Linked DNA regions of Homo sapiens: all the other regions are linked to region 1. A link is a contact called in ENCODE Hi-C or POLR2A ChIA-PET data. All regions are on one chromosome and are shown on one strand. The core of a region is the stretch at or near the end of the contact, and the rest is flanking DNA. Distances in the headings are between cores, read along the strand shown. Region 1 overlaps SPATA21 (spermatogenesis associated 21). Region 2 has its middle 8.2 kb from the start of RNU1-2. Region 3 holds the start of CROCC (ciliary rootlet coiled-coil, rootletin).

Region 1 (3,912 bases), core at 982-3,481:
TGGCTTACTGCAACCTCCACCTCCTGGGTTCAAGTGATTCTCGTCCCTCAACCTCCCAAATAGCTGGGATTACAGACATGAGCCACCATGCGTAGCTAATTTTGTGTAGAGACAGAATTTCTCCATGTTGGCCAGGCTGGTCATGAATTCCTGACTTCAAGTGATCCACCTGCCCCTCAGCCTCCCAAAATTCTGGGATTGCAGGTGTGAACCACCACACCTGGCCAAAACCTCCTCTTTTTAAGGAGGCTCATGAAGGATTCTTGTTCTTTGAAGTATCCCTTGGAAAATCCCATTAAGGCTGAGCATGGTGACTGATGCCTGTAATCCCAGCACTTTGGGAGGCTGAGGCAGGAGGAATGCTTGAGCCCAGGAGTTCAAGACCAGCCTGAGCAACATAGTGAGACCTCATCTCTACCAAAAATTAAAAAATATCAGCCAGGCGTGGTGACAGGTATTTGTAGTCCCAGCTACTTGGGAGGCTGAAGCAGGGGGATCCCTTGAGCTCAGGAGGTCAAGGCTACAATGAGCTGTGTTCTTGCCACTGCACTCCAGCCTGGGTGACAGAGTGAGACTTGTCTCAAAAAAAAAAAAAAATACACACACACACAAAGGAAAACCCTATTTAAAGGGGATCTTCTCAATTTTCCAGGCTCTCATTCCACTCCCATAGGGAAGTGTGGTTCTTTGGGTAGGCCACGCCTTCTCTGGGCTTCAATTTCCTCACCCTTCAAAATGTGGGAGTACCTGTGCTACCTTCTAGGGGCACTAGGAGAATTAAGTAAGATGATGCCTGAAGTGCTGGGACCCTAGTAAGTGTGTAATAACTGGTCTCCAGTTCGCCTGGAGCATTGAGGTTCACCTGGGAACGAGGATGGAGCTCCCCAGCCGTGGTGTCCTTGTCCTTGACAGGGCTCCGGATATCAATCCACCCCCAGTCACCAGGCAGACATGGTGCAGCCAGCAGAGCCTTGCTGCCGCTTGGCCAGCCATGGCCAGCCACTGGGAGGCAAGCACCCCAAGGAGGCAGGTGTCCCACACATCAGGCCACAGGAGGCTCCGCCAGAGCCCAGCCCAGGGGGACATGGGGACAGCTCTCAGGAAGCAATGCCCCCAATGTCCGTCGTGGCTCCAGAGGAAAAGACAGTCAACCCCTTCCTGCCATCCACGCCTGGACCTAAAAAAGCAAAAGGAGGGTAAGTCATCATCCAGTGCCATCCCCTGCCCCCAACAAGGATGCTCTTCTGCTGAGTTTCAGGTGGGGTGAATTCTAGTCCAGACTGCTCCTGACCTGGTAGAGGACCTTGGGCAAGTCATGCTCCGCTGGGTCTCAATTTCCCCATCTGTGTAATGGCTGGAATACCAGAATTCTTGGTTCCGTGAGCCTGTATATATGAGGATGTGGGGACATAAGGAGCCCCCTGAGATGAGAAGGCCAAGGGGATGAGGCTGGGGTGGAACTGAGTGTCCTGGGGGCTGAGAGGGGAGGGCAGGGGGGCAAACCTTCAGCTGAGCGCTTCCCCCACCTGGGGGTTTCTCTTCTATTCAGGGGTGAGGCTGTGGAGACCCACCCAGCACCGGGGCCTCTTCCTCCACCAGTAAGTAGGGCCATAGGGGGAACGGGGACGAGCTGTGTAGGAGAAAGGCAGGGGGGATCAGGAGGAGGAAGAGGGCAGAAGCGGATGTGGCACGTCAAACCCCTATTTGGAGTCAAACCAAGGAAGGTGTGTGTGGCTGTGTGTTAAAGTGCACATGGATGTGCACACGTGTGTGTGTGTGCCTGTGCCTGTGTGTATGCATGTGTGTGTATTCTGGGTGGGCATCAAGAATGCTCTTACACTCTGGAGCCCTTGGGTTCATCCCAGGTGGTGGCTTGTTCCACATCAGCATGGATTTCTTCCACCCATTTGCCCTCGGCCACAGCCACACAATCCAAAGCATCCCTGAACACCTGGGAGGCTTCCCCGACCCCTCCCAGCCATCCTTCCCTCCCCAAGCTCTGCCACTTCCTAGTTCTTTGACCTGACCAGGCAACCTGCAAATACACAGTCACTAGCATGCATGCCCTGCCAGCATCTGCCCTGTCTCATCCTGTTCTGTTCATTGGCAAAACCCCACCCTGGCTAAACTCACTCAGCCTTGTACCCATGTTGAGCAGCTTAATGCGGTTGGAGAACATCCTGTCTTATTGATGGGTTTCACTTTCAAGCATTAACCACTCATGTCAGATGCTGCCTGCAAGTCTCACTTTTCCTTGGCCACACCGCCCTCCCTCCGCTCCAGGTCATCATTTCACAACAGCATCCCCCACGCCCCTCATCTCACTCATGTGTCACTGACAAACAGAAGCATCAGATGAGAAGAAGCATCCCCAAACCCACCACCCTCCCTGCCTTGATTTGGCTGCAATGGGAGCTGTGAAGATGGGCCCCTGCTCCCATGGCTGTCTCCCCATTTATTCATTAGCTCTCGTCCCCTCCCCCCACCACATGATCCCTCTCTGCGTTACTACAGGACGATTCCATCAGCATACAAACATGGCTCAGCCTCCACAATATCAAAAGCTGCCTTTCTTTCTTTCTTTCCTTTTTTTTGAGACAGAGTCTCTGTTGCCCAGGCTGGAGTGCAGTGGTGTGATCACGGCTCACTGCAACCTCCACCTCCCGGGTTCAAGCTAGTCTCAGCCTCCTGAGTAGCTGGGACTACAGGCGTGTACAAACATACCTGGCGTCAAAAGCCGTCTTTCCTTGCTCCCCTTTGCAGCCCCATCCCTCAATAATTGTCCCCCTCACCTCCTCCGCTTGTCTTTTCTCAACACATCCCCATATGAGAGCTTTTATCGGGGTCTCCATAATCTCCATCTGGCTTATCAAATGGAAGAGCTCTGTCCTTACAGAGCCCACCTCGCAACAGCAGAAGACACAGTGGCTCCCTCTCTCCTCAATGCTGCCTTCTCCAGGCTCCATGACAGCCCTACCTTGGTTCTCCTCCCATGTCACTAGCAACTCCTTCCCAGTCTCCCTCCCTAGTTCCTCCTCATCTTCTCCACCCTCGGGGCTCCACCCTCTGGTCTCCCATCTCCATTCTCTCCCTGGATGATCTCATTCAGTCCCTCTGATGATTCCCAAATCCATATCTTCAGGCGAGACTTTGCCTTTTTCTTTTTTTGAATTGACAGAGTCTCTGTTGCCCAGGCTGAAGTGCAGTGGCGCAATCTCAGCTCACTGCAACCTCTGTCTCTGAGGTTCAAGCAATTCTCTTGCCTCAGCCTCCCGAGTAGGTGGGATTACAGGCAAGCACCACCTCACCCGGTTAATTTTTGTATTTTTAGTAAAGATGGGGTTTCACCATATTGGTCAGGCTGCTCTCGAACTCCTTACCTCCGGTGATCCGCCCGCCTCAGCCTCCCAAACTGCTGGGATCACAGGCGTGAGCCACCATGCCCAGCCATAGACCTTGCCTTTAAATTCCATGTTCATATATCCAATGGCCTACTTGAATTCCCTCTGGCTGGCTAATTCACTTCTCAAACATGACCACAGCAGTCTTCTTCAGCCCAGCAAATGACACTGCCTTTCTCACCCAAGGGGCTCATGCAACCCAGCTCAAAATCACCTCTGATTCCTCCTTTTCCCTCTATAATCCTTTCACGTGTCAACAAGCCCTGTTTAGTGCTACCTACAAAATAAATCCTGAATCCGTCCCTTCCTTCCACTCCCTCTTTCATTACCCTAGTCCAAGCCTCATCTTCTTAGAATAAGATCCAAAATCTTCACCAAGAGCCATAAAGCCCTATGTCTAGCCACTCTGGTCTAACCTCCAGCCCTTGGATATGCTAAGCCTAGTCTCACCCCAGGGCCTTTGAATGTTCCTGTGCCTGAACTCCTCTTCATAGACAGTCTTACGGCTCTC
Region 2 (4,048 bases), core at 687-3,186, 480 kb before region 1:
TTTCAAGTGGTGGTAAAAGCCAGTAGGCCTTGGGGACCATTGAGCAGTCTACAAAGCAGGGAAGCCTAGATCCCTGAGCTCCGCCTGCCAAGTACCACCACAGCTAACATGAGAGACCTCTGCCACAGAGACTGAAATTTGCCTCCCAAGGAAACAAGTGACTACAGACATCTGTCCCAGGACAGTAAACAAGGTCTCACAAAAACAAAAACAGCTGACCACACCATAAAATCACTGAGACCGAGCCTGCGACTATAGGCGAAAAAAAAAAGGCTATTATTCATACCGTGAAAGACCAGGGGAAAGTGCAGACACAGTCCCCTACTACTGTTGTGGGAATCAGGAGAACAGAGAGACCAATGGGTGGAACAGGAGGATTTTATTGAGTGCCCTCAGGCCCAGAGGATTAAAATCCAAAGGCTGAGCCCCGAACAAAGACAGGGTTTGACTTTTATACACACTTCAAAAAGGGGGTTGGCTAGTTTGAATGGCATGGTGGGACTATGATGGCACCAAACTCGCGGGGCAGGCAAGAGGGCTTACAGAAGCAGAACAAAGGCAGCTAGTCAAACTGTGACAGGTCTCACGAGGCAAGAATAGCTGGTGACCTTGCAGCTGCACTGAAGGGAAATCAAGAACTTAACAAAACTTGAATAGTGAGAAATGGTAAAGGGAAAAGAGAAGGTAATAAAAGCATTTGCTGTTTCTTGCTCTTATCCTTCCTAGGGATAACAGACTGTTAAGAGAGTCTCCAGAACTCATTTCTCAGCGATGTGGTTTTTCAGAAACTATCTGTTCCTGACCTTGCAGCCAAGCAAGTACAGGAAAATACTTTTTCTTTTTAATTTCTACCTTATTACTACAAGTTACAAAACAGAGGTTTCCACGTTTGGAAAAATAAGAGACAACAACATAGCCATAGAATGCATAGCCCTCAGCCTTACAGTAAACCACTTTGATAACCATAACATGTGCTCTACATACCACACATGTGAACTTCCGCCCCGCCACAGCTCCATACGCCTCACCCTTTACACGCACGGTCACTTGCCCCGAGCACCACCCCAGCCAATCCCCAATCACCCTGAGCCCTCCTAGCCCTAACGCACAGCTAGGACGCTCACGTCCAGCCAGCGGTCCCGGACTTGCTCCTACAGCACGGGAAATCCTTCATGGCGAAGCAGCAGCCCCTGCGCTGCCTCATCTACATAGAAACGCCCTATCGGTGATGTCACCAACAGTGCCTTTCCCAGTCCCCTTCTGTTCTTCCGCCCCACCCTCCTCCACTCAGCCCACCAACCCGGTGCCGCAGCCGGCGGGGGAAGTGACGTCCGCCTGTCCCTCCTTTCTGTCTCGCCCTTGTCTTTTGGGGAGGTGCGCCGAGACCCTGCATCTAGTCTCCCCCGAAGAAGTGATTACTTAACCTGTGTCCTGCGGAGGACCCTTCTGGCGGGCAGCTGGAAGCCTGTGCACCCGTCTTCAAATAATGGCTTTTAATAGCAGACTGGAACGTTTCGGATTACAAAGCAAACCGGACCCTTTCAAACCTGGTTATCTTTGTGAAGTAGCATTCCACTTAAAATTGGGAGCCCTTTAATAACAGAGAGAAATCATGTCTATGAAACTAGAGAAGCTGCTCAGATAACTGCAAACCAGCCATCCTTACTGGTTTTACGAGTAGTAGTGTTATAAAGAAAGTTGTCCAGTTTTATGAGTCTTGTAGGTTTGTTTTTTTGTTTTTCAAATACAGTAGTGTACAAAAAGGAAGCAGAATGTGGTTGCTGTCTCAATGTAATGCCTCGCTGGGCCTGAGAATTTGAAAATAAAAAAGTTCTCTTCTTTCCCCATTCTCCCTTTAGATGAAAAGTCTTTCTTGGCCGGGCGCGGTGGCTGACGCTTGTAAGCCCAGCACTTTGGGAGGCTGAGGCGGGCCGATCACGAGGTCAGGAGATCGAGACCACGGTGAAACCCCGTCTCTACTAAAAATAAAAAAAAAAAATTAGCCTGGCGTGGTGGCGGGCGCCTGTAGTCTCAGCTACTCGCAGAGGCTGAGGCAGGAGAATGGCGTGAACCCGGGAGGCGGAGCTTGCAGTGAGCTGAGATCGCCCACTGCACTCCAGCCTGGGCGACAGAGCGAGACTCCGTTTAAAAAAAAAAAAAGTATTTCTTGAAAGCATTGTCGATCAAAAGCTGTGTCCCTCCTTGCCAGAATGGCTCATTCCCAGATAGTCCTGTCCCACACGGGGGTCAGGGGAGGGAAGGAGACCTCTCTTTTTAACAGCGTCCAAAAGCTGAACTGGTGTGGCATCACAACATGGAAAAAAAAAAAAAAAAAGAGAGAGAGAGAGAGAGAGAGATATCTCGGCCAATTCTATAGTTGCTGTCACTTGTTGAATCATCTCTAGTTTTCAGAGTACCATGAATTTAGTTTCTCAAAAGAAGTAAAACAATGAGAAATACATAACATTAATAATTTGAGTAGTAGAAATATAATGCATACAAGAATGATCATCACAAAGAGAATCTGTATCCTGGAACAGTAAGGGAACCAGGGAACTGGGATTTGATGTTTCAGCCAACTGAAAACATCAGGGAAAACATCAAACCCCATTTCTTCTTTAGTGATTTCTTGCAGCCAAGTGGCTTCTTTTCTGATTTTTTCTAGAGAAGGTTCTACTACATGGGAAATGTATATGTATATGCAACAAAAGGTATTTGCCACCACACATCTCCCTGCTCAGCTAAATGTATCACCTAAAGTGATGTGATTATCTAGTACAACCTTAGCCAGTGACTAAATACCTTTTTATAGAGCTGCAAAAGAGGCCGCAGTTTCATCAGCAATGTTTTTCTTTCTTTTTCTTTTTCTTTCAGAGACAGTGTCTGGCTCTGTGGCTCAGGCTGGAGTGCAGTGGCGCCATCATAGCTCACTGCAGCCTCAAACTCTTTGGCTTAAGTGATTCTCCTGTCTCAGCCCCTGAGTCACTGGGATTACAGGCCAGAGCCACCATGCCTGGTTTTCATCAGCAATGTTTCCTGAGGTTACAAAAAGATTTGTAATCCTGGGAGGAAACACTCCCTTGAAGCAAGTGTTCTCCCCAAAAAAATGCAAGGAGCTATCTTCTTGATAGCCAGGCAGATAATTCTCAGGTTTTGCCCCACAGAATCTCTATCTAAAATAGAGCAGTGGTCATGCCTAGTGAAAAGTTTGAGGGAACTCGCCCAATGTTGGGTTTCTTCAGAGCCATATATATAGATATAACCAAATATCCTAAAAGACACTGCCCTTCATCATTCCATGCCGTTAGACATTTACAGGACCATGGATGGTGATCTCCTCCAGACAAAAATAAATGCTGGTGCAGAACAGGTAAGTGTATTATAATTTGAGTACATCAGCTTTTGGGCATTTTAAACCATGGGTCAGACATGTTAGAGCAAGAGGGCAGGTTGATAGCAAGAGGGAGTGTTTTTCTTTTAATTTTCCAATAGCAAAGTGATGTTTGCCACTGTCATTTCAGAGTGAGGTGACAATTTGTTGTTGTTTGGTTTTGTGGGTTTTTTGTTTGTTTGTTTTTGAGACAAGGTCTCACTGTCACCCAGGCTGGAGTGCAGTGGCATGATCAGGGTTTACTTCTGCTTTGACCTCACATATTCAAGCAAACCTCCTTACTAATCCTCCCGAGTAGCTGGGACTACAGGCACGTGCCCCCACACCCTGGGGTGTGAACTGGGATTTGATGTTTTCAGTTGGCTCTCTAATGGAATAGGTTCCCTTACTCTTCTAGAATCAGATTGTCTTCATGATTATCATTCTTGTGTGCATTATACTTCTACTACGCTGCTGATTTTTTCTTTTTTTTTTTAATTTTTATTTTTGAGACAGTCTTTCTCTGTCACCCAGGCTGTATTGCACTGGCAGGATCTTAGCTCACTGCAACCTCTGCCTCCTGGGTTCAAGCGATTCTTTTCCTTCAGCCTCCTGAGTAGCCACCTGGCTGATTTTTGTATTTTTAGTAGAGACAGGGTTTCACCATGTTGGCAGGCT
Region 3 (4,205 bases), core at 1,474-3,973, 500 kb before region 1:
AAAGAGCATAGTGATTTGCTCAACGCCACTCAAGGTGGCAGAGCCTCAATCCAAGCCCAGGCCAACCTGACTCCAGGGCCCATCTTTTGCCCCGTGTGTGGGCCTGGTCTAGATGCCTCCCTGCCCTTGAACGAGGGGAACCCTGGCCTAGTCCACCACCTGGGCGGCACCCACCCTCTCGCTGACCGCATTGTACTTAATGGCGAGCTCATCGCGCTCGGCACGGCTCTGGGCCAGCAGGTCCTCCACGCGGGACAGCTCCTGCTGCAGCAGCTGGTTCTCCTCCTGCAGCGACAGCAGCGATGCCATCTCTGTGGCCGGCAGCAGGACTGGCAAGGGACAGTGGGCACATGGTTGGCTTCTGGGTCCAGTGGGACATCCTCCCCCCAACAGGGAGGGCAAGAAAACCATCCAGGCCCCTGGGAGGAGTCCAGATGGGAATGGCTGCAGCACCAGGCCTGCAAACAGAGCTGAGAACAGGGAGGAAGGCAAGGAGGGGATACAAAGCTGGACGTAAAGTGAACACAACTCCAGCTAAAGTGTGGCCCAGCAGGTTTGGGAGGTGCAGGAGAGACACTCAGTCTAGGAGCCAGGAGACCCCTGAGTTCTTGCTCCCTCCTTTTCCAATTAGTCTTCTTCTCCGGGGCCTCAGATTTACTTATCTGTAATATGGGTGGGGCGGGCACGGACTCACGCCTGTAATCCCAGCACTTTGGGAGTCGAGATAGGAGGATCACCTGAGGTCAGGAGTTTGAGACTAGCCTGGCCAACACGGCGAAGCCCTGTCTCTACTAAAAATACAAAAATTAGCTGGGCATGGTGGTGTATGCCTGTAGTCCCAGCTACTTGGGAGGCTGAGACAGCAGAATCACTTGAACCGGGGAGGTGGAGGTTGCAGTGAGCTGAGATTGCGCCACTGCACTCCAGCCTGGGCAACACAGCGAGACTCTGTCTCAAAAAAAAAAAAAAAAAAAAAAAAGGTAGAATAGTAGTAACCAGATCCTCCCAGAAAAGCATCAAAGCCTCGCTCAAGAGAAGGGCTTCATGGAACTTTAAAGGCTAGGGCTCAGGAGAGCATAGCATAGGTCAGGTTGTGAGGAGAAGGAGAAAGAGAGAAGAGGGAAAGAAAGGCCAGCGGGAGAAGCGGGGTTGTCCACCTCCTGTGGGTTCCCCTTCTACCCTGGGAGAACTGGACATACACCCCAGGTGTCAGGGTGAGGGCCCTCTGAGTCTCTCCCTGTCTGGGGCTCCAGGGCGCCAACATCCCTGGCGCTCCCAAGGAGGGGGCCCGTCTGTAGCTTGGGAGTTGAACACAGACAATGGTTAGAGCACCAAAACGCCACACGCCAGCACACCAGCTGCAACTGAGTGTGCCTTTCCCAGATCCTCAAGCCACATAACTACACCGTGTGCGCCACCCACTGAGAGGAGCAGGGACCATCCGCCTTCCTGCCCACGTGGGAAACGGATGGACGGCGCCATCCACTCAGACTTCCGCAAAACCCTGGTCTGAGCTGAGCTGCCCTCTTCCTGTATCTTGGGTTCAGCCAGCTCACACCTTCCCCGGGTGGGAATACGGGATTTGGGGTTCACATCTCTGCAGCAGGCTACAGGCAAGCACGCAGGAGATGCTCGGCCCTTCCTTCTAGTTGCACCACATGCGGAATAAGTCTGGACAAATTACATCCCTGAGCCTCTGTTTCCTCATCTGTAAAATGGGTTCTTCTGTCATAAAGCTGTGCCTGCCCCACAGTGAGTTACAGTCATGATCATCATGGTGACTGCTCAGGAAAGGGACATGAGAAGAGGTAAAATGTGGGTGGTGTTTGTGGAGGGGAGCGGATGGGGGTGGCACCTGGGCTCTCAGGCTGGGAGAGGTTGCGGGTGACAATCTCCCTGATAAGGGCAGGCAGGCTGGTGATCTGAGCGTCCTGGGCCAGGTCCCGCGCGCCCAAGCCTTTCTCCTGGCACAGGACGCTGCTCTCCAGTGTCTGTGGGAAAAGCGAGAGGGTCTTCAGGGGACATGGGACCCGGGGCTCCCTGGCCTCGTGGGGAGAGCCACAGAATCCTACTGCCCAAGATACAGGTCCCCAGGAGCCCCCTCAAGATGGAGTGAAGCCTGGGAGTTAGAATCCAAAAAATCCCCATGCAAAGAGCCTCTTGTGTGCTCACTGCCCCAGGAAGAAGGCCCAGGGCCAGAGATGAGAACCAAACCCTACGGGTAACTCCCAAACCCCACTGGAGGCAGTCCAGTGTTGGGGGCCCCAATCCGGTTCCGACCCTAGATGGATGAGGATCTGGCTATGCCAGAGGTCCCCCAAGCCCTAAAATCTGGCAGTAGAGACCCCCTTCTCCCAACCCAGGGCACTGGGATGAGGGAGCCACAGCAGGTGCACCCTGTGTGTACCTCTGCCCCCCATCTTGCCAGGAACTGCAAGCGGGGGGCCCCTGTATACCCCACCACCACCACACCTCTCCCACCCCTTGATCCCCAAGACGCACACACCTCTCACCACTCCTGTTAAGTCCACGCTGCCCCGCCCCAGACAGGGTGGGCACAGCCCCCAGGACCCACCTGGATAACCGTCTCTAGTGTCAGCTCCACCTCCTGTGCCCCCGCCAGCCCCAAGCTCATGGGGGGGAGGCTGTGGGCATGCCTCCAGCCCCCTTCTCCAGGACCCCAAGACTAGCTCAGTCAGCACGCGCCACAGCCAGGATGCTGTGCTGAGCACCAGGCAGATTAAGCTTAAATCCGGCGGCGCCCCCATGTGACCACCGCGGTGGGAGGAGCAGGATGTGGGCTGAGGAGGGAGGGGATGGGAAAGGACAGGAGAGGAGGGAAGCAGAGGCAGGGAGCCAAAGGAAGAGGAAGGATGAAGAGAGGGGAGGAGAAGGGAGAGAAAAGGAGGGAGGAGAGAGAAGAGGGAATGGGAGGAGGAAACAGGGGAGACACCTGGAGGTCAGGACCTCACACACTCTTCACCCTGCGCAGGTTGCTGGGTCCTAGAGCCCTCCAAGCCCAGGGGGTGGGGTCAGTAGCCATGCGGCGGGAAAGGCCAGAGTCCTAAGTATTTGTGACCATCTTTCTGGCCCAGAACGGGAGTCACATGGTTAGCTAAGAATGAGAGGATTTACAGCATGCTGGGAGTATGTTTTCCCACAACAGGTGTAGGGCAAAGAATGCAGGCTGTGAGATCACCCAGGCCAGGCTTGGCACTTAGTTGGGCATGAGCGGTCCAGCCTGGACTGATGAGCATTTATGCAACACCTGCGGCATTCCTAGGTCTGACCTAGACACAGTGGTAGAGCCTCGAACTACAAATGCCCTAGCCTTGCCCTTCAGGCACTTATTGGGAAGCTTCTGGCCCCTTCACACCCACCCCAGCCCCCACTAGCTGGGTGCACCAGGGACACTGACTTTGCCTCTCTGAGACTCAGTGTCCTCTTACGTAAGATGTGATAATATTGGTACTCATCTCTCGGAGCCGTCCGGGGATGAAACAGTATCGTGTGTGCATACCCAGCACATGACATGGTGCTGGGGGGTCACGTGGCCAACACTCAAGAAATACTCATTTCATTCATTTGAAAATCCAGAAGGTACAGTCCCAGCCAGGCGCAGGCACTCATGCCTGTAATCTCGGCATTTTGGGAGGACAAAGCGGGTGGATCACCTGAGGTCAGGAGTTCAAGATCAGCCTGACCAATATGGTGAAACCCCGTCTCTACCAAAAATACAAAAATTAGCCGGGTGTGGTGGTGCACACCTGTAATCCCAGCTACTTGGGAGGCTGAGGCAGGAGAATCGATTGAACTCAGGAGGCAGAGGTTGCAGTGAGCCAAGATCGCGCCATTGCACTCCAGCCTGGGCAACAAGAGTGGAACTTTGTCTCAAAAAAAAAAAAAAAAAAGGCACAGTCCCTATATCCCAGGGCCCTGAGACCCAGAGGTCACCCACCACCTCCCATTGTTCTTTCCCTGGGGCAAGGAGGCTATGTGCTCTAGTGCTTAGGCGCACAGCTCTGGAGTCAGTATCAGGTCTGAGGTTGCATGTGAGACTCAGCTCTGTCACTTGCAACTATGGTGTTCAAGACAGTAAGACCTTGAACAGGTTACCTCCCTGAGCCTCAGTTTTCTCATCTCTAAAAGGAGACTAAACCAGGCCAGGTGCAGTGGCTCAAGCCTCTAATTCCAGCACTTTGGGA

What was found. A loop is a pair of places that touch in the nucleus more often than their neighbours do. ChIA-PET counts read pairs that join two places held with the same protein, here RNA polymerase II (POLR2A). Pooled maps may share reads with other maps.
Region 2: a loop to region 1 is called in a pooled map, with 5 times the contacts of the local background. The contact joins two enhancer-like sites. A Hi-C loop is called at or near these places in 1 of 37 single-sample maps with no recorded cell type and 2 of 50 pooled maps. POLR2A ChIA-PET finds 5 or more read pairs at or near these places in 2 of 52 experiments (CD4-positive, alpha-beta memory T cell and naive thymus-derived CD4-positive, alpha-beta T cell).
Region 3: a map of adrenal gland shows a loop between it and region 1 (4-fold over the local background). The contact joins the promoter of CROCC here to the enhancer-like site in region 1. A Hi-C loop is called at or near these places in 1 of 168 maps with a recorded cell type or tissue (adrenal gland) and 2 of 50 pooled maps. POLR2A ChIA-PET finds 5 or more read pairs at or near these places in 1 of 52 experiments (naive thymus-derived CD4-positive, alpha-beta T cell).

The regions. Positions count from the first base shown.
Region 1 is chr1:16,419,195-16,423,106 of GRCh38, reverse strand. It overlaps SPATA21 (spermatogenesis associated 21), which reads left to right. Exons shown (of 13, transcript NM_198546.1): 4 at 1,136-1,196; 5 at 1,550-1,598. Among named protein-coding and RNA genes, the nearest start is that of SPATA21, 16 kb to the left of the region's middle. Within about 2 kb of position 2,231, at least 5 of the 41 ENCODE cell types and tissues checked have a DNase peak (open chromatin) inside an H3K27ac peak, as active enhancers do.
Region 2 is chr1:16,902,138-16,906,185 of GRCh38, reverse strand. No RefSeq gene overlaps it. Among named protein-coding and RNA genes, the nearest start is that of RNU1-2, 8.2 kb to the right of the region's middle. RefSeq lists a silencer at 578-872 and enhancers at 613-1,252, 1,409-1,458, 1,559-1,608, 1,253-1,892, 2,079-2,358. Within about 2 kb of position 1,936, at least 41 of the 41 ENCODE cell types and tissues checked have a DNase peak (open chromatin) inside an H3K27ac peak, as active enhancers do.
Region 3 is chr1:16,920,449-16,924,653 of GRCh38, reverse strand. It overlaps CROCC (ciliary rootlet coiled-coil, rootletin), which reads right to left and starts at 2,723. Exons shown (of 37, transcript NM_014675.5): 1 at 2,576-2,723; 2 at 1,856-1,991; 3 at 175-329. The coding sequence starts at 2,635. RefSeq lists enhancers at 199-809, 993-1,764, 1,765-2,536, 2,537-3,308, 3,309-4,081.